5 separate regions of the Mus musculus genome follow, and regions 1, 2, 3 and 4 are each linked to region 5. Evidence: chromatin loops called from intact Hi-C (ENCODE). Cell type or tissue: heart. All regions are shown on one strand.

Region 1 (5,000 bases), 660 kb before region 5:
GGGCATGCAGTGCTATGTTGACAGTTATTTTTCAATTCATTGAAGCAATCATGTTTTTAGATGAGCTTTTTAAAAAAACTTTCTGTTAGATGATCTTCCTTTCCTATTGCTGTTGTGAGATTCTGTGTACATGTTTGGTATTCCATAATTTCTTTTGGGTCATCTAATAGATTTATTTCTACTTGTCTAACTGGGATTTATTGGGCTTAAAAATGGATTTTAAGGTTCTGATGTCCAATAATTCTAAACAATGCTCAGTGATTATTTGTCCTTTATTTATTTATTTATTTCTATTTATTAGTGACTTTTATTTGTTTGGGGTTCCCTGTGTCATTGAAGCTCCCCCAGTGGCTCTGTCCCAGCCCAGCTGTGTGCACGCAGTCCGGCTCGTCCTGCTGGGAGTTTAACTTCACAGCATCTCCTCTCTATTTCTGAGATGCATTTTGCACAATTTATTTAGATTTACTTTTCTTTTTCCTACATCACTGGCATTTAGCGTGACAAATTCTGTGTGACAGTGTGTCTCTGTAGCCTAGGCTAGCCTTGAACTGGAGGCTATCTTCCCTCAGCCTCCCGAGGGCTGCGATCACACTCAGGTGCCACTATGTCTAGCTAGCCCTGGGTCCCCTCTAACCCTGCTCTTGGACTTGTGCTCACTTGGTTAACTCTATTCCAGCAGTCGTCCCCATACATTCTGATAAAGTCTGCCACCTACAAGAATCTCTTACTGTATGTCAGTCATACATAATACATTTGTATATATTTTAAAAGAGCCAGTAGGAGAGGAGAGATGTGATTTATTTTGGAAGCAATGCTTCTTGTGAGCAAAGGAAATTCCGAGATTTTATTTGGGCGCTTATACATATTCATAGGAGTGCTTTAGATTGGGCACAGCCCTGAGCATGCTCATTAGAGGGTATGTTCCTCAGCATGCCCAGTTTAAGGTTGTAATCGAAGAGGGAAACATGGTGGACACATTTGGAGTTGGTTTCTGTTGTGGCACATGTACCTCTGGGCTTGCTCAGCTTGCCCTTGGCCATATTTTTAATGCCTACCTTAATTTCCTTAAGCTTAGGAATGTCATATTCTTATGTTCTGTCATTTTCAGTATGTGAAGTCTTTGTGAGTCTAATCCCACTGTTGCTGTCTCCCGCTCGTGTCTCTCTCAGGTCCCTGTATGATGTGGTTTTGACTGAGGTCGAGTTTTCAGAACTTTATTCGTGTGAGTGATTGGTGTGGTCCTTTAATCTTTGAGCTTTCTTTGGTTATATGCTTGGTTGTATTTCTAGCCCTGGACCATTTTATTCTAAATTCACAGATTTATTTATTTATTTATTTATTTATTTTTTGGCTATCTGATAGAATGGTTTAGTCAGTAAATTTACATTAATGAATTACATTACAGAATAAATTTTATGAATTCTTAAGAGAGATTTTTCCCCCTTCATCTGGTTCCAAGTTCTGATGTGTGCATTTTCTTTTCTTTCCCCTTTGGTTGAGGTAATGCTATTTCTGAATTCTGTTCATATTAGGGGTCAAGTTCTTTGTGGTCTTAGGTTTGTCTGGAGCGTGGTGGGGGGCTCTGTCCTGGGCAGCTCCGCCCCATCCTCCCCTTTTCTGTGTGTCATTTGAGAGCATGAAAACGAAAGCTTATGTTTAGATTATCTGGCTTAGGAAAATGTCCCGAGGGCTCTGTGTACCTTTGTGGATTCCACTTTCACTTCGGTTTTGGCTTCTGAATTTTATTTCCTTTGTTTCTTGGCAGCATATTGATATACTTTAAATTCTGCTTTTAACAAATATTTTATTCAACACAGAGAGTAGGTGTTACTTGATATTTCTTTCCTTTTTTATAATTTAATTGTTGATGAGCAACTATATCAGGCTTTATCTGTCCAATAAAATACTTAATATTTTATACTTAAATCTGATGTCATAAGTCCATGACATGCAGTTGTGATGGTAGGCTACCTTAAATATGGAATTAAAGAGATCTCATTAGGTGCCTGCTGTGTGGATCTGTGCAGCTGGAGAGACAGCCGTGAGCCGTGACACTGCTGTTCGGCTGCTGTGTGTCCCTTAGCAGACCACAGAGCTTCCCTGAGCCTCAGTTCCCGCCACAGGAGGACAATGGTTCTTGACCTTCTTCCCTTACAGAGGAGCTGCTCGGCTGAGCCAATGACAAGCGGGCTGGCACTACTTTCGTGGAGATTATGGTAAAATCTTTGATTCCGGTAATTTCACCGGAGTATGTGAGACGAGACATCGTTGACTGCCATCCTTGTTCTCCTCAAATCAACTTCACTTCTGTGTTCTTCAATTACTTTCCTCTTTGTGTGATCTCAGTGAAATGGAGAGCACAGAGCATGTGTCAAATGAATCTTTCACTAAGAAAGATTCATTTGACACATGTAAGTGGCCCTGCATAGCTTTACATTTATACATGATACAACATTCATGTGCGTGTGCGTGAGTGAGGGTGAGTGTGTGTGTGTTCTCATGTGCAGTTACGTATGTGCCCGTGGAACAACCTTGGCATCATTTCTCGGTTACTGTCCATCTTTATGTTTCTCAGAGCCTTTCATTTGCCTGGAATCTCCAAGTAGGTGAGGCTGGCCAACCAGTGAGCCCCAGGAATCCCTGTGGCCCTGGGGATTGAGCTCAGACTGTTGGCTTACACGGCGGCAAGCTTTACACACGAATTTATCACCACAGCCCACACTTCAGTGATTTAAGGCATCAAAATGATAGAGAATAGTAAAATCCCAGAAAATATGGGAATGGGTAAGGAACATTTTTACAAAGTAAATGTCTGGCTGGATATAGTGGACAGAAGAGAGATGGTCTCAAAAAAGTCCAAGGCAAACAACCCAAGTCAGTTGTTGCCTGGTAACTCGCGATTCTGTGCTGGACAGCAGAGGGCGCCCTCGCCTCACCCTTTGATTTCCTGAGGCCTACCTTGGAGTAGGTAACAGAAGTACCTACTCATCTAGGCCTGAACAGGATTCGAAAACAGTTTTTCCTTTGTCCTTGGCTTAGTGAATAAAATCCCCTCCCCTCTGGGGCTTCCCCTGAGTGTGATGAGCCGCCATGGCTGCCTTGATGCTCACCGACACCCCGACACCCCCGGAGGCTCTTTGGACCGATCTGCCCTTGCGTCTGGGGCTCGTAGGATACTGCTAATAAATTAGCTGCTTGGGCGGCTTGATTGTTGTGGCAGGTCTGTGCTTGTGACCTTTGTTAAAGATGCATTTAACTGCTTTCTTTAAGGAAAAGCACGATGTGATATATTAAACAGTGGTAATCGGTACTCTGAGCCCTGCGACAGAAGTTCACGAAGTATCATCTAATTCAGTTTGGCTAGCCATTTCAGATCAGAGGTAGAGTTAAGTTTTTTTTTTCTTCTTAAAAGTTAAATTCTTTATTTTTTATTTGTTAATTTTTTTTACACTCCATATTTTATTCCTCCTCTCCCACCCTCCGGCTGTTGCACATCCCACACCTCCTCCCACCCACCTGTCTCCACATGGATGTCCCCACCCCCACCCCACCTGACCTCTAAACTCCCTGGGGCCTCCAGTCTCTTGAGAGTTAGGTGCATCATCTCTGAATGAACACAGACTCGGCAGTCCTCTGCTGTATGTGTGTTGGGGGCTTCATATCAGCTGCCTGATTGGTGTTCCTATCTGAGAGATCTTGGGAGTCCCGGTTAATTGAGACTGCTGGTTCTCCTACAGGATCGCCCTTCTCCTCAGCTTCTTTCAGCCTTCCATAATTCAACAACAGGGCTCAGCTGCGTCTGTCCATTGGTTGGGTGCAAATATCTGCATCTGATTCTTTCAGCTGCTTGTTGGGTCTTCTGGAGGGCAGTCACGATAGATCCCTTTTTGTGAGCACTCCATTTGTGAGCCTCAGTAATAGTGTCAGGTTGGGACCTCCCCTTGAGCTGAATCTCACTTTGGGCCTGTCACTGGACCTTCTTTTTCTCAGGCTCCTCTCCATTTCCATCCCTGTAATTCTTTCAGACAGGAACAATTATGGGTCAGAGTTGTGACTGTGGGATGGCAACCCCATCCCTCATTTGATTTGTCTTCCTGCTGGAGGTGGGCTCTATAAGTTACCTCTCCCTACTTAGATTTAATTTTTTAAAAGATTTATGTATTTATTATATGTAAGTACACTGTAGCTGTCTTCAGACGCACCAGAAGAGGGCTTCAGATCTCATTACGGATGGTTGTGAGCCACCATGTGGTTGCTGGAATTTGAACTCAGGACCTTTGGAAGAGCAGTCGGGTGCTCTTACCTGCTGAGCCATCTCACCAGCCCCCTAGATTTAATTTTTAATAATATTGTGTATGCAGAATAGGTTCACAAAATGAGAACATAAACAATTTTGTGTGTTTTCATAAGTGATCTCTGAATTTCTTATGACTATTATTATTTTTTTAGTATAGAATAGAGTTTATTTAGGACATGGGAAGGGGAGAGGAGAAGGGAGTAGAGACAGAGAGAGAAAGGGAGAGGGGAGAGGGGAAGGGAGGGGAGGGGAGGGGAGGGGAGGGGAAAGAAGAGGCCAGCCAGGAACATGGGGTGGGGGGGAGGGGAGAAGGGGGTCAGAGAGGGAAGAAAGTCAGAGAATAAGAGCTCTTATACCTATTATCCTGAGTAGTTTATCTGGCTTTGAAACTAGCTGGCTTTCTGAATGAACAGATGCAGCTGTGTTCCATTCCATCTCTAAGAGTTTATCTTTCAGATGAGGAATTTTGAACACATGGATTTTATTGTGTAATGGCATCCATCTTGTTTCTCATATATTATTTAGAATTAGAGAGAGAGAGAGAGAGAGAGAGAGAGAGAGAGAGAGAGAGAGAGAGAGAGAGAAGAGAGATTGAGAGGGCAGGGCAACCGAATATAAATGAGAACATAGTGAATGAATGTGTGTGTGTTTGGGCAGTGAAGTCACAGTTAGCGACAGCTCATTCTCTGTTTCCAGATAGGAT
Region 2 (5,000 bases), 180 kb before region 5:
TTGTCAGATGTGCTCCTTGGCTCAAACTCTTTCTCTCTGACTGGGGCTCTAGGTCTTAAGAGAGTAGGTTTCTATGTGGGACCTTCCCTTTGATCTGAATGTTGGGATTCTACTCTCTTCTTTATTTCATACAGCCATTGAACAACAGCTTCTTAATTGTATGGCTCCTTGTCAGTGTTTGATTGTTTTTTTACCATAAGAGTTTCCAAAGCACCTGGAACTCAGGGTACTCTCCCTAAGAGTGAGGGCAGGAAGTCAGGCATGGCAGTTCATCTGACAGCAGGAAGAAGGCTAAGGCAGGAGGATCACTGGGTATTTGAGAATAACTGAACTTACAGAGTGAGTTCCAGTCTAACCTGTGATACAGAATGAGACCCAGTTTTGGACAAACAAACCCAAATAAAAACAGGAAGTAACAGCAGGATCTGTTAACTGGTGGGGCAGCTCGGTAGCACTAAGGGTGCCTTCTCTATCATCTTTGCCTTCTTTTGATTTCAAAATAATTATAGATCACAGTAAACTGTAACAAAAGCAGTGCAGAAAAAGCCCAGGAGCCTAGCACCCAGCTTCCCCCTGCAGTGATGAAATGAGAACTTTGATTGGCTCAAGAGCATCAGGCACCTTGTGGATGCTGTTCCCATCCTTCAGCCTCAGGCACGCGCTGTATGTTCGGTGCTTTCTGTGCTGTAGATTCACATGACCGCAGATCTAGCTCTGGAACCGCTCCAGCGGCCCAGGAACTGCTCACCAAAGACACCGCTTCCAGCAGGACTCAGGTTACCTGTCTTCCATCTCTACAGTGTTCCCTTCATCTACGGGCAGTGGTTCTCAACTCCCACAGGGGTATCCTAAGACCATTGACAAACACAGATATTTACATTACCATTCACAACAGTAGCAAATTACAGTTATAATTAGTGACAAAGGTAGTTCTATGGTTGGGGCTCACAACAACGTGAGGAACTGTATTAAATGACTGCAGCACCAGGGAGGTTGAGAACCACTGATCTACAGAATGCTAGTGCCCACTCTTTTAAGATTAGCTTGTTTTATTCAGTATAATGCCCTCATATAGAAACCCAAGTTGTTTCCCAAGTCAATAATTTCTTCCTTTCTATAGCTAAGTAGTGCTCAGTCGTGCGGGCGGAGCACAGAGTTTACCACTCTCCTACTAAAGGATATTTGAGTGGTTTCCACGGTTTCATATAGCAAAGCAGCTCAAACCGTGTAAGTGGTCTGTGAGTTTAAAGGAATCACGGTCAAACAGATGCTGTAGACGATAGCTCTTTCCCATAGCGGAACCTTTGTTGCCTCTGTTATCAGAGGCAATCTGCTACGGGCTGCAGGGGCCACCCCCACATTGCTTGTGCACATGCCCCATTACTGGAAAAACAAACAAATCAACAACAACAAAAAAAAAAACCCCTTAGTATTACTCCTTTTTGATATCACAATATTATTACATTTTTTTTACTCCTTTTCTATAGCCCCGAGAGAGCCCCATAAGAGATCTTGCTTTGCCCAGCTCTCTGCTAGTCCCTAGTTTTTAGAGAGCCAGGTTCCCCACAAAGTAAATGTTTCAGTAAATGAATAAAGTCTAGCAGATAAGGAGGGAGTGGAAGGAAGCCATTCTAGGGTTGGATTAGAAAGTCAGAGTCAAATCAAGCCCCTACCCCTTTCTGGCTCTGGTTTAAACTCTACTAAAGTGTCTATTAGCAACAGCACCTCTGTCAGGGACACTGGAGGGTCAGGTGATTCTCTTTGTATGAATGCACTTTGCAAGGCAGTGCCATGATGACTGTCTGAAGGGATCTCCACACTGTCTTGTTTTCTCCTCTCTTCTCTTTACGCTCGCCCTCCTCCATGGGAAACTCATTATGACCACCAAGGAGATCACCTGCACCCTTGGGAGGTAAAAAAACAAAAACAAAAACAAAAACCATCCAGGCAGTTGCCAAGCATGAAATCATGGCCTTCTTGTGACATTCCATCCAGTAGAGGGCGACAGCTCCTTCCTGCTGAGTCCCATAGCTTCACTTGGAATACACATGGTCACTTAGTTATTTATGTGTGTTTGTTTTTGAAGGGAGCACACACGCCCACTGCAGTCATTCAGTAGGCTCACAGGATTCTTGTTTAGCACACTGCGCTGTTGCAGCTCAAGCCCCTCTAGGAGGTGTCTAGCTGCTGAAAAGCTTATTTCCTTTGTTTAGCAGGATTTGTGGTCTTAATTTTCCTGCTTGGCCGAACAAGCCGCAGAGCTCAAGACTTGCTCCCTAGGCAACACCTACATGGTCTACTTGCTGGACACTGCATTCATGGTGGACTGGCTGAGGAGAGTTCTCGGAAGTGCCTGAGCTCCTGAGCCAGTCTGGGACAGTTGGGGAGCATCCTTTCCCCAGGGCACCAGGCAGGGATGCTAGCGAGCAAGGCAGCCCTGCTTTCTCTGAAAATAAAGGGTGGTAGTGGTGGCACTGATTACTTCTATTAGTGAAAACAGCTGGGGATTAAGAAAGCATCAACAAGATTGTTACCAGTCCAAGCCTCGCCAGCCCTTCCTGAATTTATCAGTACTGATGGGGACAGAGCAGGGTGAAGTAGGAGGTGGCAGGTTAAAGTGAGATGATAGAGTGTTGAGAGCACCCCATCCCCGACCCTCCTCTTTCCTCTTAGTTAAGAAGGAAGATCAAGAAACAAAATAAACTTGTCTAACTTGCTCTGGTGGGAACCACATTCACTTCCTCAACTTCCTGAGAATCCGGCATGCTTGAAAAGAGCATTCCGAAAAGCACTGAAGGCCACTGTATGTGGGCCGTAGGTGGAGGAAGGTGGCCTGCTGCAAGGGTCACCCCTGCCCAGTGGTCTCACTGCTGCCCAGAGTGACTGTGGGAATCCATTCCTCTTTCTGTGCAACCATTTCATTCCCTGCATTCTGTTCAGTTTCTTTGCTAAATGTTGCCCCATCGATAAAGTATTCCCAAGACACCCTTAGCTTTGGGTAGGGAGGAGGCTTTGGTCACTCTCTGGTTTCTTCAAACCCTGGTCTTTGGAGCAATGGGTATTGAGTGTGTGCTCCCCAGTGATGTCAAAACAGAGCTGACACACAAATAGTGACCCAAAGCACACATGGTCAAGTTGTGAGCAAGCCTGGGACAGAGCCCAGCCCCGTGGACAAGATGGCTCAGGGTATGTCAGCTGAAGCTGAAGCTGGCCAGAGCCGGCAGGGATGCTGACCTTGTTCTTGTTCTGTTAACAACCCCACAGAAGCAGAGCATATCTCCAATGGGTAAAATCTAAATTTAGCCCCCAAAGAAGCTACTTTCCCATTCTGCTGGAGGAAAGTTCTTTTCACTGGTATGGGCCTTGGCTTTGATTAGGTGGGAGGACCCACATCTGGGAATACATAAACTTTATTGTTCTTGGATGACAGTACATTTTCCTTGCCTACTGGTTTTCCGCCTTTCCCCCCAATGATCTGGGCTTGTGACCTTATTGGCCAAAATGAGCCACTTTGCCTTGGACTGGACTGCCTAGAAGGTCACACCTACACTGGAGTCCACACTTGGAGGGATTATGTGTCCCCTCTTTACCTCTTGAGACAGTTCTGGGAAGGTTGAGTGTAGCAGAGAGAGGGACTCTGCGTGTGTGTGAATGGTGCCCTGGGGATTGGGCCCAGGTTGCATCCTTAGGACCAGGTTCTAAAACCCAGGAGCCCAAGAAGGCCAGGGCTTCCCTGAGGTTCAGGGATCTCAGACTGCAGTGGACTACTTGGACAGTCATCAGTTTCAAGAGGATGCCCTGCGGGGTCAGGTTTGTAGTGCCCCACCCCCACCCCCGTGGCCAGGTTTCCTACAGAATCTCCTCTAGAGTGATCTGCCATTCACATTTTGAGTGAGTAGCTGGGGGAAGTTTTATTCCTCTAAAGCTCAGTTGCCCAAGTGCATGTTTAGTCTCTTTTGACAAATGTCTCCTTTGATGTCCAATGACACAAGCTCTGGTTAACTCATCTATTTATGAAGTTCGGAAATGTAGGGCAAAGAGCATTCCCTTGGACTCAGATGAGCTAGGCTGCTGGGTGGTCTGTTTTTACTACTTATTAGCTGGATGACACTGGGCAAGGTACCTTCTCCAAGCGTCTGGTTCCTCGCCTGGAAAACAGCAATAATGAGAGAACTCGGCTCTGTCAGCAACAAGTCAGACATTATATATCTTCAAGCACTCTTTATAAACCTAGCTTGCAGTCCCTATAAAGGGATCATGTCTGGTAGCAAATGTCTCATGAGGTTCGATAGACCGTGTCTCAGCCTCTTGGGACAAACTCTCACTAAATAACATTAGGTCTTCAGAGACTCAAGGAGCTCGTCCTGACCCCCATGTTACCTCCTGTCTCTGCTTTTGTTTACTGTCTTGAATCCTGCTTCCTTTTCCTGCAAATGACATGGAGAATGTCTAGTAACAACAGCTCCTCTGCTAACTACTCTCGAGCAACACGTGTCCTGTTTTTATTTATGTGGCTTTGCTAACTTGGAGGTTGAAAGCAATGACACCCATTGGCAGAGCTTGCCCGGTGACTCAGCGAGGGCACAGGAAGTCGGAGGGAGACACTTGAATGCTGTGACCATCATCGAATTCAGGCATGCTTTCTGATTGCAATCTAGACTCGGCGTTTTTCCATGCTCTTTCGCCTGACATTCAATATTAAGGCCGAAACAAGTGTTCCCATTTAACAGTGACTCATGCAGCACAAAGAAATTAGACTAAGTCTAAAAAGAAATTAGGCTCTGGGTGAAGGAGAACTGGACAGACACTTTCTTACTGTAACTTTCCAGAATGCCCTGGATAGCCCCCAGGAGTTCTCAGGATGGACAGAGCTTTGGAACATTTTACAAGCTAGTAAAACATTGTTTGAGGGGCAATAGATTCTTTGGAATTTATCTGCATGGCTGACGTCACCCTCTCAGCACGGGGAGCCAAACTGTCTCCAAGTCTCTGGCCCTCTT
Region 3 (5,000 bases), 580 kb before region 5:
GCTGCACTAGGTTTATGTAGTTTTGATTTGTATTACCAGGACTTTATTCCTCTGGTTTTAAGGAGCTGAGATGATATATTAAAATAGGAATATTAAAAGCAAAGATGTGATGCCTCAGCTTCACATGTTCTTATAGAACGTTCTTAAAGTAAACCATTGAAACGGAGGTCTACAGCCTCTTGTCAGCACATCCCCCTCAGATGGAAGGTGGCGAGAACTGCGCATCTCAGTTCAGGTTGCACAGTCAGGGTTAAGCTTTCTGTTTTGATACCAGTTTTGATATATATATATATATATATGGAAGATTGTTTTATATGTGTGTATATATATACGTATATATACATATACATGTATATATATGTGTGTGTGTACATATATACATATACACATATATACATATATATGCGTATATACATAAACACATATACACACATATATGTATGTGTATATATGCATATAACTTCATTATATATATATAATGAAGTTTCTCAAGCTTATTAGTTAATGTGGGTTTTACTCCAAAGTTTTTGTCTTGCAGTTTTTGCCCTTCTACAAGCAATAGCTAATGATAGTTTAACTAACATGAATTATATAAATGGCATAAAAAATCCCATACAGCTAAACATTACCTCCTGGTAGCCCTAGTGATAAGTGAAAAGATTTTGATGTGTTGCTTGCTATTTCTTTAACCCTTTTGTATATCTTGAAAGAGCTTCACTTAAGAAATATATTTATTTTATTTTTTGAGAATCAGTTTCACTTTTTCTTTTCACCTTCCAGCTCCTCTCATGTCCTCTCACTCTTCAAAGCCTTGACCTCTTCTCCTTTAATTATTATTACTACACACACACACACACACACACACACACACACAGCCTGCTAAGTCCACTTAGTATTGCTTGTCTCTGGAGTGGACTAATTCTCTCTCAGCAGCCATTGGCTGACTGATGCTCTTTAACTAGGGGTAGGCCCTGTGAGAGTTTCCTCTCTATGTTGGCCCGTTACCTGCTGGTGTCATTGTGAAGTTGTGTTTAGGGAACCATATTGTTGAGACCTTATGGATGCAGCTTCCCTATGATGTGTGAAGACACCACGTGGCAGCAGACATATTGGTCCTCTGGCTCTTGTAGTTGAAGCCTTCTCTTCCACAGTGTTCTCCAAGCCTTAGGCTAGGATTGTGTTGTAGACATGGCCGTTGGGGACGGGCTTCCTGCAGTAGTTGTTCTCTGCCTTTTTTTCCAGTCGTGGATTTCTGTGATGTCTTCTTTGATGAGTGAAAGCTGCATTTATTTGTGAGTTTATGGATAAAATTTGGGGTGCAGTTAGTAACTATACTAGCTTAGCAAGGTGACTGCAGTCAGCTCTCTTCTTAGATTCCATGTTCTCACCAGCTATACTAGTTACCTGGCTTTACTCCACCAGGCCCAATTTGCCTCCTACTGAGCTGACCTCAAGCCAGTTATGTGACTCTTAGACACTGGACATCTCGCCGTGCTGGTCATTGTGGTTACAGCTTGGTAGGACCACTGATAGTTGTTTCCTTGGCAGCTTGCATAGCACCTTAAGATACAACAAGAACTACTCCTCAGGGCAGAGGCTTCCGGAGCAGCTCCAGCTCGATTCTTCCAAGTCTTATGCCCGAAGTATGCGGTGTCTTCCGAAACAGTGTCTTACTTTCAAGTTCTGGGAGGCAGAGAGAGATTTCCCATGCCTGCTATGGGTTTGTGTTAAATAGTCTGTGACTCTTGTGGCCAATATTATCACCACAGTTGTATGACTTCATTCACACTCTATATACATGTACACCCACATTTATATTTAGTATACATTTATTTTCATGTTAACATAAAACAATAGCTTTTTCAAACATTCTTAGCATCTATCATTCATTCCTGCCCCACCCCTGCCCCCGCATTGCCTACCTTCCTGACTTCCGAATTAACCATCCCTCCCGTTTTCCCCACTGCACCTTGGCACCATCTGTATGCTTCTCCTCCTGCTCTCTGGACCTACCCACCCTCTGCCCCGATGCCCTTTTATTTGTCTGGTTTCTGTGGTTAGTGTAGATTATATTCCTTAAGCTTGGGATGGATCCACAGACTTCGGTGAAAGTTGATTATTTATATCATCTCAGTTTGGTTAATGTTTGAATATCTCTGTACTTTTAGACTATCATTGTTTAGTTTTATTCCTAAGAAGGAAACCAAGGAAAACCTTTAAGAAGTACATGCTGCCACAGTACCCAGTGCATGCTACCACATTCTCTGTGAATTCATGTGTGTGTCACTGTTTCCTTGGTGACACCCCATCCTCTCTGACTTTTACAGTCTTTCGGTCTCCTCTCGTGCATGGCCTCCTGAGCTCTGAGCAGAGAGCTTTGATGAAGACACCTTTAGCCTTAAAAGAAAAAGGGTTTTTTTTTGGTGGGCTATTAAAAGCTTTTAAAAACTTTTTTCAAAGAAAGGGTTGTAGCAAAATCTACGGCCAATTTAAAGAAGATATTTTGTTAGACACATGCCATATATGCCTACTGTAATAAAATTTTGAAGCTAATTTTATGCCTGTAAGTTATATGAGAACTGTCTGTTACAAGCATGAAATTATAGTAATAATTTCTTTGTATACGCGCAGCTTTTGAAATTAAGAGCGCTAGTACGAATCCTGCCAAGGGTTTTTGTTAGGAGTCGTCATTTTCCGTGGGGACTTTGAAGAGACAGCATTTCCCTTGACTTAAGTGCTTGGTCTTCATGCATTTGAAAGGTACTTCGGCTAGCTTAGTTGATGTTATCTCCAAGGGTTAGGAACAGCTTAACTTGGTTTGTTCATTCCGGTTGTGCGTGGGTAACAGAATGCCAGAATATAGAAGCTTAAACGGAGGAGAGAGGTTTGTTTGTTTCTCCTGTAAAAGAAGCCGAGTCGCAGGCAGTTCAGGGTTGGATCCACAATTTCGGTCTTCAGGGATCCTGATACTTCCATTCCAGCATCATGTCTTGGTTCAGGAATGCTTCTGGAACTTCTGCCTCACATCTGCAGCTGAGTCAGCCCCTAGAGGAGCTTTCCTGGAAGCCACACCCTGAGCAGCGCCAGCCTTTATCTCAGCGGCCCTTCCAATCTGCAGAACAGGCCAGGAAGTTTAGTGTGCTTTGCTGATGGCTGTTCTTCTGGACAAATTGAGCTACTTTAAGCGAAGAAGCAAATGGTTGTCAAGTGGCCAGTGAGCAGCCTTGTGTATTCTTACCAGGTTCTGTAGTGGTGGGACTGCCTTGTGGTGGTGTAGGGCAGTCCTTCTGCTGTGAGACACCTGAGTCAATGGTGTTAACCCTGTGCCCCTGTGTCCTCAGTCATCTGTCCCCAGTGTGTGGAGTTCTCCTTTCCGGGATCCTGGGTAGCTGTAGATGCACCAGGCATCGGGTGCAGATAGGATTTCCAGACAAGAAGGCTGTTCTTCCAGATCTGCCTTTCAGGGAGAAAGGCTTTCCTAAAAGCTTGTGCCTCTACTGCTCAGCCCCAGCCTCCTTGCCTGTCCATTGGTCCTGACACTAGGAGCTGTGCTCACGTCTACAGCAGCAGTTAGTGGAATAAAACCTCCATGCTTAAATTTGACCCTGGAGTCCAGAAAGGGACCTTTCTCTGTAATAAAGTTGAATACTTCAATAAAAATAAGCTTGGCCACAAAGATAAAGGAGAAAGGATGGATGCTGGTTAGGCAGTCAACTATCTGATAGGTATGTACTTGCGTGCACATAGATTTATTATTAAAAATGTTACCTAAGCACATATATGTATGAGTATAAATGTTCATATTATAAATATGAATATATATCAAAATATAAATATATGACCATATATGTGTATAAAAACACATTTTATTTATATGTATAAATATAATTTATATTTTAAAATTTGGAATAACTTGCTTTTTTTATGATAATTCTTTATGTAACATGAAAATTTAAAATTATGGAAATAGTATGTGTTTGTTAGTCTACTGCCTTAGTTAGGGTTTTACTGTTGTGAACAGATACCATGACCAAGGCAGCTCTTATAAAGGATGATATTTAATTGAGGCTATGTTACAGTTTCAAAACTTTAGTCCATTATTATTATGGCAGCATGCAGGCAGACTTGGTGCTGGATAAGGAGCCAAGAGTTCTCTATCTTGTTCTGAAAGCAAACAAGAGAAGACTAACTTCCAAGTAGCTTAAGGAGGGTCTCAAAGCCCACTCGCACAGTGCCACACTTCTTCCAACAAGGCCACACCTACTCCAACAAGGCCTAATAGTGCCTCCCTAGGTCAAGCATATTCAAACTACCTTCTGTCATAACAAAAGACTTGCAGCTGAGTATTTATGAAGGAAAGGTTTATTTAGTTAACAGTTGTGAGAGATTCAAGGGCATGAATCCAAGACTGGCTTATGTCTAGTAGTACTTTATAGAAATTGGTTCTGTAGAAGCAGAAGTTTGTATGAGGGCAAATATGTATGGTAAACCAGGGACACAGAAAAGAAGGGGTTTCTCATAGCAACTCTTTAGTGAAAACTAGCAGGAGAGTGGGATTGCTTATGTCAGTTTCTTCTGAGAGCAGCTCCTCAGTGATTGAAGGACCTCCTACTAGACCTCACCTTTCAATGATCCTACCTCTCCTTAGCATGATAGAGCCCAAGATCAGGCTTAAAATATAGACCTTGGGGACTCAGTAGACCTAACTAAATCGTATGTATGTATGTATACTTGTGGTATATGCATGTGTCTGTGTGTATGTATGTGCATGTGGTATATATATGTTTATATGGCATATGTATGTGTATGTAATATATGTATGTGGTATATTTATTTTACATGGTATATGCATTTATGTGTGGTACACCTATGTGGTATATTTATTTATATGTGGTATATGCATTTGTATGTGGTATGTGTATGTGGTATATATGTGTGGTAAAATAGCTCAGACAGTACTAAGAAGATAAACACGCAAAGCCAATCTCTCTGACCCTAGA
Region 4 (5,000 bases), 590 kb before region 5:
GTTAGTACGCATTATATATACCCAGCATGTTACGCTCAGAAATATCTCTTCACTCCCTTTCTGTGGTGCTGCTTGCAGTGCTGAGGGTAGAGTTCAGGGGCCCACAGATGCTGGGAACCAGCTCGCCATCTCTCTACACCCCAACTTGGAGACATAACTTAGTGGGTTTTCAACATCCCTCAGACTTTCTGTGTTTGAAAATCCATTTCCCCTTTTCTGGGTCGCTTCTAAATCCTCTTAATAACTGTGGAAGCAGACTACTGTAAAGAAAGTGGAGGCATTTCTCAGATATGGGTACATACTTCTAAGATGCTCTCTGAAAGGCTTTTAAACAAAATTTAAAATGTCAAAATTAGCGAAAAATCCAAGTTCTTTTCTGGGCGAGAGAGACGCTACCTTGTATAACTTGTCTAGCAATGGAAGTTCTTATTGAACACGAACTCATACAAGTTTGCAGAGGTGACCAAATTTAGAGAATAGTCCAAAATAATAAATTTCTTTGATTTTTGAATTTTTACATCTAATTACGGACAGCATCATTAAAAAAAACTTAAAAATTATTTATTCACTGTGAGTATGTGTGTATGCATATATGCGATGGCATTTACTTGGAGGTCTGAGGTCAGCTTTCAGGAGTTCCGTCTCCCCTTCTACCTCCCGATTCTCTGCTATGCTGTGTGTTTTAGGCTTTGCTGGCTCAGTGACCTTCCAGCCTATTCTCCTTTAGTTCTCCCCATCTCCTCCCTCTCCATGGGATTGCAGATGCTCAGCACCGCATTAGGCTGTTGACTTGTTTCCAGGGGTGGGAGTCAGATCTTCAGTCATGCACAGGGAGAACAGCTCCCCTCTGAGCCTCTCCTCACCCCAGCAGCAGCAGCACCTGCGTATCTCTGCTGTCTGCGCTTGTTCTTGGACCTTTTCTGTTCAGATATGGGATATAATTGTACTGTTTTGTAGGAGCTTTTTTTTTTTTTTCTTCCCTTCTATTTTTGAGACCGGGTCTCACTATTTAGTTTGATCTTCCTACGTAGACGATTTTGGCCTCACACTCAAGCAGTCTCCTGCCTCTGCATCCAGAGCATGGTGCTGTTGGGGTTGCAAACATGCCCCATCATAGCTGGCTGGTAAGCATGCAACAACTGTAAATTTTTCTGTGACTTCATCTAGAGATTCTTTGGTTTCTAGTCTACTGTTTCTCTCAGCACACGTTCTTCACATCTCAAAGGAAGATACATATTTTTATAGTTTCATCTTTTTAAGTTTAATGTTTCAAATCCATCTGGAGTTTGGCTTTAGTGTGTTGCAGTGGTGGGGATTTTCTGTGCAGCAATGGGCTGGTTTTCAGACTCTTGAACAGAGTTCTTGTTTACTTTCCTGTTCTATGGCTAACATAGCAGAGAAAGTATATATCCTGGGGATATAGCATCCCTGACCTTGACCTGTTCATAAAGTCCACTTATGGATCTTGTGTTAGTTGATTTGCATAAAATAACTCAATGTTAACTGTGCTTTTAAGTTAACTGGATATACAGTGTTACATTTAACTTCTGACCCACTGAGCATGAAATTCATTCAGAGGTCCAGCCCATATAGCCTATATAGACCTTATTGTTCTATAAAATAGCCACGAAGAAGAAAGATTTAAAAACACATTGTTTAATAATATTTTCTTTATAGTTAATTGGAATTAACTATATATGTGAATATGAATATATTTTATTTTTCCATTGTATAAAAATGCCAAATGACTATATTACTAGTTTAGTAGTTTTATAGGCCTGGGTCAAAGTCTTTGTCCGTCATAGGTGTTGTATACAGAAATTCTATTAATGAACACTAGAGTTTTAAAGCTTGTCTTAGCATCTTTTTAAAATAATAATAAAGAACAAGCAGTTTTATCTACAACTTAAATTTCTCCTATTTGATCTAAATTTTATCCAAAGTTTCTGATGTGATTAAATAAAGGTAAATCACTCAAGAAATTACTGGACTTTCTTGAAGGATCAAGATATCCTATCAATGTTGAGGTTAGGTGTTTCTGTGAGACAAGACTCTCTTCCATTTGGACACCAACCATAGGTAAAGAATGGATTTTGAAAAGCTAAAGAAATACACACATCCCTCATTATCTATCTCAGAACCTCAATGCTTTTCAAAATAATTCTCCTAAGTCTAAACTGGCAACTGCTTGCTATGTAAACAGTGGAACAACCTGGTTTATATTCCTATAAATCAATAAATTTTGCAGAATTTCAGAGCATATTTAATTGTTAGTTTTGGAATGTGAGAGCTATCAGGCTATCTGATTTAGAGAGGCACATAGTTGAATAAGGAAGAATGCTTATACCAGACCATGCCAGCTCTCCTGCTTGATAGGTCGCTGGGAAGTTAAATCTGAGCTGGGAATGTCTGTCTGAATCCAGAGGATAGTGATTCCAGTCTTGTCTTGAGAAGTCAGCAGAAGACAGGCCTTTCGAATCAGGAAGCTCTCGAGGACTCAGGTTCCCAGACCTTACGGGACTGGGGGTAAAGGAGAACTTAGAGCAATGTAGAGCAGGAGTGTGTTCCTCTAGAAATAGTTTTCGGAGGCTGTAAGGACTTTGTCCACCACTAGGTGGCTTCAGTTGTCCGCAATGACTAACAGGCACTGCCCCATAGGCGCCATGGATTGCTTTTAACATTTCAGTTCAGGAGACTAATTTCATTTTGGGGAGATTTCGTTTTGTGAGGTAGATGAAAGAACCAATACAAGCAGTTGGATTTTTGAGGATCATCGCCTCTCACCGCCTTGGTTTAGAGATGGGGAATTTGGGAGGACCTCTCCCACTTGACCCAGCTCCATACAGCAGTCAGTGTAAGAACTCTCGCCCTGCTGGCCAGGGACCCCAATGTAGCCCTTGTTTCTATGAAGCCATGTCACGGGGTTTGTGGCGCTTACTATTGTATGAGCCCCAGAGAAGGCACAGCATGTACAGGAATGTTCTAGACTGTGTTGGTTGGTTTGCATTTTTTGAGACAGTCTTACTATGTAGTCCAGGTTGGCGTGGAACTTGAAATTGTCTTGCCTGAACTTTTTGAGTGCTGGAACTATAGGTGTGCACTCTCACATCTAGCTGGAAAGTTGTATTTATTATAAGTAATGTAGCAGTTGCTAGGGGTCATTTTATAGGAAGGACTGAGCACGGGTATCATTCTCTCAACTGAGTTGAGCTTTATGTTAACAACATGACTGTTGGCAATGATGCAGAATTGGGAAGCTTGAAAAGTATTTCTTCTGAGTTTAGAGCTCTGTTTCTTTCTCTTACCCCCTTTGAATAATAGCTCTCTCTAAGAGCTTTTACTTAAAAAGAGGGATAACCAACAGATACCTCTACAATGCAACCTCTACATACGAGGCTTAGGAATAATTGTGGAATAATTATGAGAATCCTTACTGTAAAAACCAGAGAGCCAGAATGTCTGCTGCTGTTACGTTGTAGACAGAACAGGTAAGTTGTACCATGAACTAGCAAAATATAGTTGCCAGACCAAGATGTACATGATGTCAATATCAGTTGATAAACCGTGTGGATGGGGGAAGTGCCCCAAGGCCACATCCCTCGATGAAGAGCTCCAGGGAACTAATGGTTGCTGAGAGAGAGAGAGAGAGAGAGAGAGAGAGAGAGAGAGAGAGAGTGAGTCAGTCTCCTGGTAAGTTAAAAGGACTCAGCAGGGGTATGTGTGTAAGACAACAACTGAAGAGGTTGTGAATTTGAGAGGAAGTGGGGGAGGGGTCATGATAAGAGTTGCGTTGGGACATGTAGGAGTAGAAATGATGTAAGTATAGGAATCCTGCATGAAATTTTTTTTCTTTTTTTTATTAGGTATTTTCCTCATTTACATTTTCAATGCTATCCCAAAGGTCCCCCATACCCACCCCCCCAATCCCCTACCCACCCACTCCCCCTTTTTGGCCCTGGCATTCCCCTGTACTGGGGCATATAAAGTTTGCAAGTCCAATGGGCCTCTCTTTGCAGTGATGACCGACTAGGCCATCTTTTGATACATACTGCATGAAATTTCTAAAGAAAAAAAGCGCTGGCAAATAGTATCAAAAGCAGCATGGTGGACCAGGGAGATGCTCAGTGACTAGGAGCACGGGCTGTTCTTCCAGAGGACCTGGTTTCATTCCCAGCACCCATATGGTGGCTTGAACCCATCAAACTCCAGGTCCAGGGGAAGTCAGCTCCCTCTTCCGTCTCTAACGTCACCAGGCATGTGCATGGGCCACAGACAGCTATGCCAGCAAAACACTTAAGCACATAAAATCCTCCTCCTCCTCTTCCTCCTACTCCTTCTACTCTTCCAAATAGCTTGGTAGTGGCACAAAACAGATATGTAGGTCAACAGAGTATAATAGAGATCCTGATATAAACTCATACAGCTCTAGTCAATTACATTTTGACAGAGATGCTAAAAGTAACCATTGGAGAAAAGAGTGCCTCTTCAAGCATGCTCTTGGGAAAATTGGCTATCCATGTGTAGAACGAAAATAGATCCTGATATCTTACCCTGTGTACTGCTCACCTCCTGGTGGACCGAAGATGTTAATGGAAGACCAGAAACTCTCAAAATACTGGGGAAAGTACAACAAACACTTCAAGATAGAGGAATGGGCAAGGAATTTCTTGATAGGACTCTATTCACTCAGGAATAAGTCCAACAGTTGACAAGTGTGGTTTTATGAAATTAAGTGAAAGGAAGAAAGCAGTTGAGTAAAGAGATAACTTCCACGATGGGTTGGAATCTTTACTAGCTACACGTCTGACGGAGGATAAACATCTAAGACATACAAAGAACTTAAACAAAGGTAAACTGTCATGTCAATAAAGAAGCTAATGAAATGGACACACGGTTCCCAAAAGATGAAGTACAAATGTTCAATAAACATTTCAACCTCACTAGCTATCACAGACAGCAAATCAAAATTACTTGAGATTTTTTTCTTTCCTCGGTCATAA
Region 5 (5,000 bases):
TTTTTACTTCTTACCCCATGACCAGTAAATACTTCCCCACATGCTCAATACCTGTAGCAAGACTATGTATATGAGTGTGCATGCTTGCATGTGTGCATACATGAGTGTGCGAGCACACACACACACACACACACACACACACACACATGAAATGAGATGGCAGTGAGGTTATGCATCTGTATCAACAAGAGGCCCAGGCAGTTTTACTCACAGCACCGCTCCCTATGTGGAGGACAGCCCTGTCTCTGCAGCCCACCTCACCCCTCAGCTCTCAACAGTCATCTCTTGGGCCTGGAGCTGGGCTCTGCATGTGTAAGGAATAGGCTGTGATTGCGGGTTTTAAAGGTCTGGATTCTGCATCGTCTCTGAGTTCTTCTTGGTAGGTTATCAGGGCGGGCTGCTTTTTCAGAGAAGTTCCTTTTGCATGGTGCTGTGTAAGTGGAGAGGTCAGGGAAAAATGTTCATAACGCAGCTAGTGTGTCTGGGACAGAAGAGTGCCCTGAGTCTTATTTATACTAGAATAAGATTTCATTGCCTGTCCAGCCCTTTACATACTTATCTATCATACACTAAGGCCAAAGAGCTGCTGTCCCTGAGTAACATGGGGCCCGGAACCTTGGGTGAGTTGGTTGAATCATTCTGTGTGGTATCTGTGGCTTTGAGTAAGTAACTTGCAGTTGGAAAGGCCCAAAAGTGTCTCTGTTGTCTAAGTGGTAGGGTCCTATGGATAGCTAGGATTTAGACACTCTCAGGCCAGCCTCATTCAGTTTCCTGCTATGATGAAAATGTTCTATAATCTGCCTTGTCCAAAACGCTTGCTTGCTAAGCACCTGCTTGTTATATCACTGGATGCAGATAGAGTGAATGAGAAGAGAATTTTCAAGGTCTTACTAAGCTCAATAGCTGTCTACGGCTGGCTCTTGGTTGCAGGTTTCAGACAGAATAGGACTCAGAGGGGAAGCCAGAAAAATGATGTCCTTGAAACAGGCAATAACTAGGCAAACAGAGAGAGCAGCTGGACCCAGACCTCAGTGAAGGGACAGATAGTGGAGATAATGTAGCAGTTGGATGCCAGTTGAAACGGTTTAACAGTCATCTTTAGGCAATTCAAGTTAGAGGATAAAGGTCTAGACCAATCACCATGTTGGTTGGCTGTAGAGCCCTTAGTCCAGCAGTGTTGAGGGAGCAGTTTCTGATTTGACCAGGTCAAGGCTGGAAAGGTAAACACTACTGGGTGTATTAGGAGGCTCCCCTGCAAGGTACACAGTTGCCCACTGGCCTTTGCTTGCCTTGTCTCTTACTTGGTTTTGGCACTTATTTTTGAGATTATACTTTAATCACGCCATTTCTCCCTTCCCCTTCTCACCCAAACCCTTATGCATAGCCCTCCTTGCTCTCTTTCTTTCCTCTTGAGAGGAAACACCAAGTCAAGAATCAAGTTGCCTGGATTTGACCCTGGTTGCTCTCTGACATCAGGCAATTGATATCTGTGCTGCACACAACCTGACCTATCTTAAAGGTCTTCATATGCTATGGCACCCAGAATGCACAAGGTTCCAAGGCAGTCTCCATTGGAGTGGCTGGTTTTTGTTTGTTGTTGTTGTTGTTTAATTTACTTTTATTAGCTATTTTGTTTATTTAAATGTTATCCCTTTTCTTAGTTTCCCCCTGAAAACCCCCATCCCCTTCCCTGCTCACAAACCCACCCACTCCTGCTTTCTTGCTTTGGCATTTCCTACACTGGGACATAGACACAGAACCAAGGGCCTCTTCTCCCATTGATGACTAACTAACCCATCCTCTGCTACATATGTAGCTAGAGCCATGAGCCCCACCATATGTTTTCTTTGGTTGGTGGTTTTGTCCCAGGGAGCTCTGGGGGTACTGGTTAGTTCATATTGTTCCTCCTCCTATGGGGCTGCAAACCCCTTCAGCTCTTGGATCCTTTCTCTAGCTTCTCCATTGGGGACCCTGTGCTCTTTCCGATGGATGGCTGTGAGCATCCACCTCTGTATTTGTCAGGCACTGGCAGAGCCTCTCAGGAGACAGCTATATCAGGCTCCTGTCAGCAAGCACTTGTTGGCATCTACAATAGTGTCTGGGTTTGGTGGTTGTTTATGGGATGGATCCCCGGGTGAGACAGTCTCTGGATGGTTGTTCCTTCAGTCTCTGCACAGAACTTTGTAACTCCTTCCATGGGTATCACTTGATCTTTGACAAAGGAGCTAAACTTGGGCGTGACTATTAATGTTACTTCCCCACAATCGGGATGCCAGTGCCAGAGCAAGGCAGCAGGAGTACCCTCAGACTTCCTTCACTACTGGAGTGTTGGATCAGGACTTGGTTAGAGGTGTTCTTAGCTAAGCTCAGGAAGCGACCATACAAGAGTAAAACAAAAACAAACTAAACAAAACTCAGACAAGCTGAAATGGAAGGGTAAGTCTTTTTCTTCTTTTAAACTTAAAAAGAAAAGGTTTTATTTTTAATTATGTGTACCTGTGTGGTATATGAACGAGAGTGCGGGTGCCCTCAAAGACAAGAAGTTTTGGGTTACCCCTAGGCCTGGAGCTACAGGCTTAGAGTGGGTTCTAGGGCACCCTAACTGCTGAGCGTCTCTGTCTGTAAGCCCGGGAAAGAAGCCTTGGCAAGTGCTGGAAGGTTCAGTATTAGTATGCATCGGGGTAAACTGCACTTTCAGGCAGGCGTGTTAGCTTCTTCCCAGTCCTGGAGCAGTCAGTTGCTGAGACCCTGGCTCCGCATTCAGGAGGTCCCCGTGCTGCCACCTACAGGTCGTGAGGGGAAAAGCGTGCCACTCTCCTGTCCTGGGGTTCTGAGGTCCGGGCCTGCCTGTCCAAGCCACAGTGCACCTCTGAAGGGTGCATACTGTTCCTAGGCGCAACAATGAGGAACAAACTAATTTCTAACCATCATTTCTAACCGGGAGATAGGTGGATAGGTATTGAAAAAGCAAAGGAGTCAACAATGGAAAGTATGCCTAACAGGCCACGGCCGTGCTAGGTGAGTGGTTTTATTTAAATGTATTTAAACCGCATAAAAGATATCAGCATTACTGTCTTCATTTCAAAGCAGGACTACAATTGTGTAGAATCAGGTCATTCCAAGTCTGATATTCATATGTGTCATGACACCTAAACGGACTTAGATGATTTCTGCACCCTTCCCCTGTGTGTGAGAGAGCACCGTACCGGAGGGTCAGAGAGCTTCCAGCTGCAGGGGCTTGGCATGGCCCACCTTAGCTTTAAAGCCCACACCTCAGACAAAGATATTATATAGCAGACTACTTCACCTTCCTATGTACACCACGTTCTTCCTCTGCCAAGGCCGGAATTGATGTCCTTTTGTAGAATGAGGTATTTGTAGGAACCTGCCAGAACACAGTGGGCTCTAGCAAGAAAGGTTTCTGACTCAGTGGGTCTGGATAATGTCTGGGACTCTACAGGGGCAATCTTCCTCTGCCGCTCACCCAGCGGAAGGACTGAGTCTCAAGGAACTGGATGATCTATGCATTACTCTGATTCATCAAAAGAAGTTTTAATTGCTTGCATAATTACTAGGTTATCATTTCCTAATGTATTAAAGATCAAAAAGCTATATATTCCATTAGGAGAAAAAAAAAACCCTTACCTGTTAGAGCACCGAACTGAACAGACATTCTGTTCTTTCTCACAGGCTGGACAATAAGGTATAAATCTTTATGGGACTCTGACCCAGAGGAATACTGACTTCACAGAATAATTCAGGCACCATTAAAATTATTTTCCAAACTGTAAGGGAAAGTCATGATTTAATACAAAAAAAAAAAAAAACCATCGGAGCGAACAATTTCAGTTTTTGTTTTTAAACCCACTCCTTTGTCCTCTGGGGAAATAAGAGAGCAGAGACCCACAGTGACCCACTTTAAAACCAATAAGCACATTCTCACAGCACACAGAGCTGGGGTGGGGTGGGGTAGGGTCCCCACTAATGCTAATACTTATCAGGAGCTCCTGATGCTAAAGAGCAATGAGTAACACTTTCTCAGGTGATACAAGTGCCTGTCCTATGCCCAAGGGGCAAGTTATTTCTAGCAGGAAAGAGCAAAGTGACCTATAAATAGACTGCCGTTTACTTGTTTGTTTTGTCTGGGGTCCATTTAATTGCATCTGTTAGGAGGCAAGGGCTAATGTCCAGCCATTATGTCCATCAGAAACATCTCTGGGGATGAGAAATGCAATAGAACTGGATTCTTCCTTCAGAATTGATTTTTTCCCCCTCCTACATCAATTACAATGTTCAGTAAAGGTGTTTGGTTCTCTTCAATTCCTTCCTGTTTCCACAAATAAAAAACACATATATTTAAAAGCTTTATAATATGCCCAAGACATCATAGTGTCTTAAAGGAGAGCAGTAGACATTATGCAAATGAGCAAGCCTGGCTGGCCTAAATGGGAACGCAGTACCTGCACGTGATAATAGCTTTCCTGTGTGTGGCTTTACTTCCTTGAATGGCCTCAAGATTGATTTCTACGTTTGCCCAGCAAAGAATTCCCTGAGTTGTGAAGATGAAGGTAAGCTCTAGGGTGAGGAAAGGCTGCTGACACCTATATCCTGGGATCTGAGGGGCCAGCAAGGCCTTCTCTGTTCTTTCCTCCCTTGAAGTTCTGGTTTTAATGCCTAAAGATTTCCATGCTTAGCTCGTATCATTTAGATTGAGGCATTGCCTATATCAGGGTCTTATTGTAATATATTGCAACAATAAATTAATCACATGGTGTTACTGTATAGCTTGGTTATTAACATAGGTCCTATATTAATGCTATATTAACTTTATAGGCCTGTGTTGACAACGATGCCTGGCTGGCCAACAGTTGTTCAGCTCCCATTATGAAGCCAACTTCAAAAAGAGGGGAGAAAGTAGTTTCTCCACAGCTGAAGTTTTAAAAGCCCAGGGTAGAAGCTGATGTCCCCTTGTATTGGAGCAATGAATGTACAGAGACTTG

The links. Hi-C counts contacts between places; a loop is a spot of excess contacts. Peaks named below come from ENCODE experiments on the same cell type or tissue, not always from the same donor. Only the 100,000 strongest peaks of a DNase experiment are listed, where the experiment ranks them.
Region 1: a loop joins it to region 5, with 10 times the contacts of the local background. A loop is called at or near these places in 11 of 42 quality-filtered maps.
Region 2: a loop joins it to region 5, with 7 times the contacts of the local background. A loop is called at or near these places in 21 of 42 quality-filtered maps.
Region 3: a loop joins it to region 5, with 3 times the contacts of the local background. A loop is called at or near these places in 5 of 42 quality-filtered maps.
Region 4: it touches region 5 in a loop (3-fold over the local background); 5 of 42 quality-filtered maps call a loop at or near these places.

Annotation. Positions count from the first base shown.
Region 1 is chr9:22,554,641-22,559,640 of GRCm38, forward strand. All of the region lies in intron 5 of Bbs9 (Bardet-Biedl syndrome 9 (human)), which reads left to right. Among named protein-coding and RNA genes, the nearest start is that of Bbs9, 81 kb to the left of the region's middle. In heart, a CTCF peak has its summit at 2,909 (motif pointing right); no DNase peak of the experiment used is centred here.
Region 2 is chr9:23,025,784-23,030,783 of GRCm38, forward strand. All of the region lies in intron 1 of Gm36743 (a long non-coding RNA gene), which reads left to right. Among named protein-coding and RNA genes, the nearest start is that of Gm36743, 32 kb to the left of the region's middle. In heart, a CTCF peak has its summit at 1,995 (motif pointing right); DNase peaks (open chromatin) are centred at 1,998 and 4,948; H3K27ac peaks cover 1,993 bases.
Region 3 is chr9:22,629,948-22,634,947 of GRCm38, forward strand. The region is part of intron 10 of Bbs9 (Bardet-Biedl syndrome 9 (human)); the gene reads left to right. Among named protein-coding and RNA genes, the nearest start is that of Bbs9, 160 kb to the left of the region's middle. In heart, no CTCF peak of the experiment used is centred here; a DNase peak (open chromatin) is centred at 3,004; H3K27ac peaks cover 410 bases.
Region 4 is chr9:22,622,519-22,627,518 of GRCm38, forward strand. The region is part of intron 9 of Bbs9 (Bardet-Biedl syndrome 9 (human)); the gene reads left to right. Among named protein-coding and RNA genes, the nearest start is that of Bbs9, 150 kb to the left of the region's middle. In heart, a CTCF peak has its summit at 2,615 (motif pointing right); no DNase peak of the experiment used is centred here.
Region 5 is chr9:23,209,745-23,214,744 of GRCm38, forward strand. No RefSeq gene overlaps it. Among named protein-coding and RNA genes, the nearest start is that of Bmper, 11 kb to the right of the region's middle. In heart, no CTCF peak of the experiment used is centred here; a DNase peak (open chromatin) is centred at 2,787; H3K27ac peaks cover 237 bases.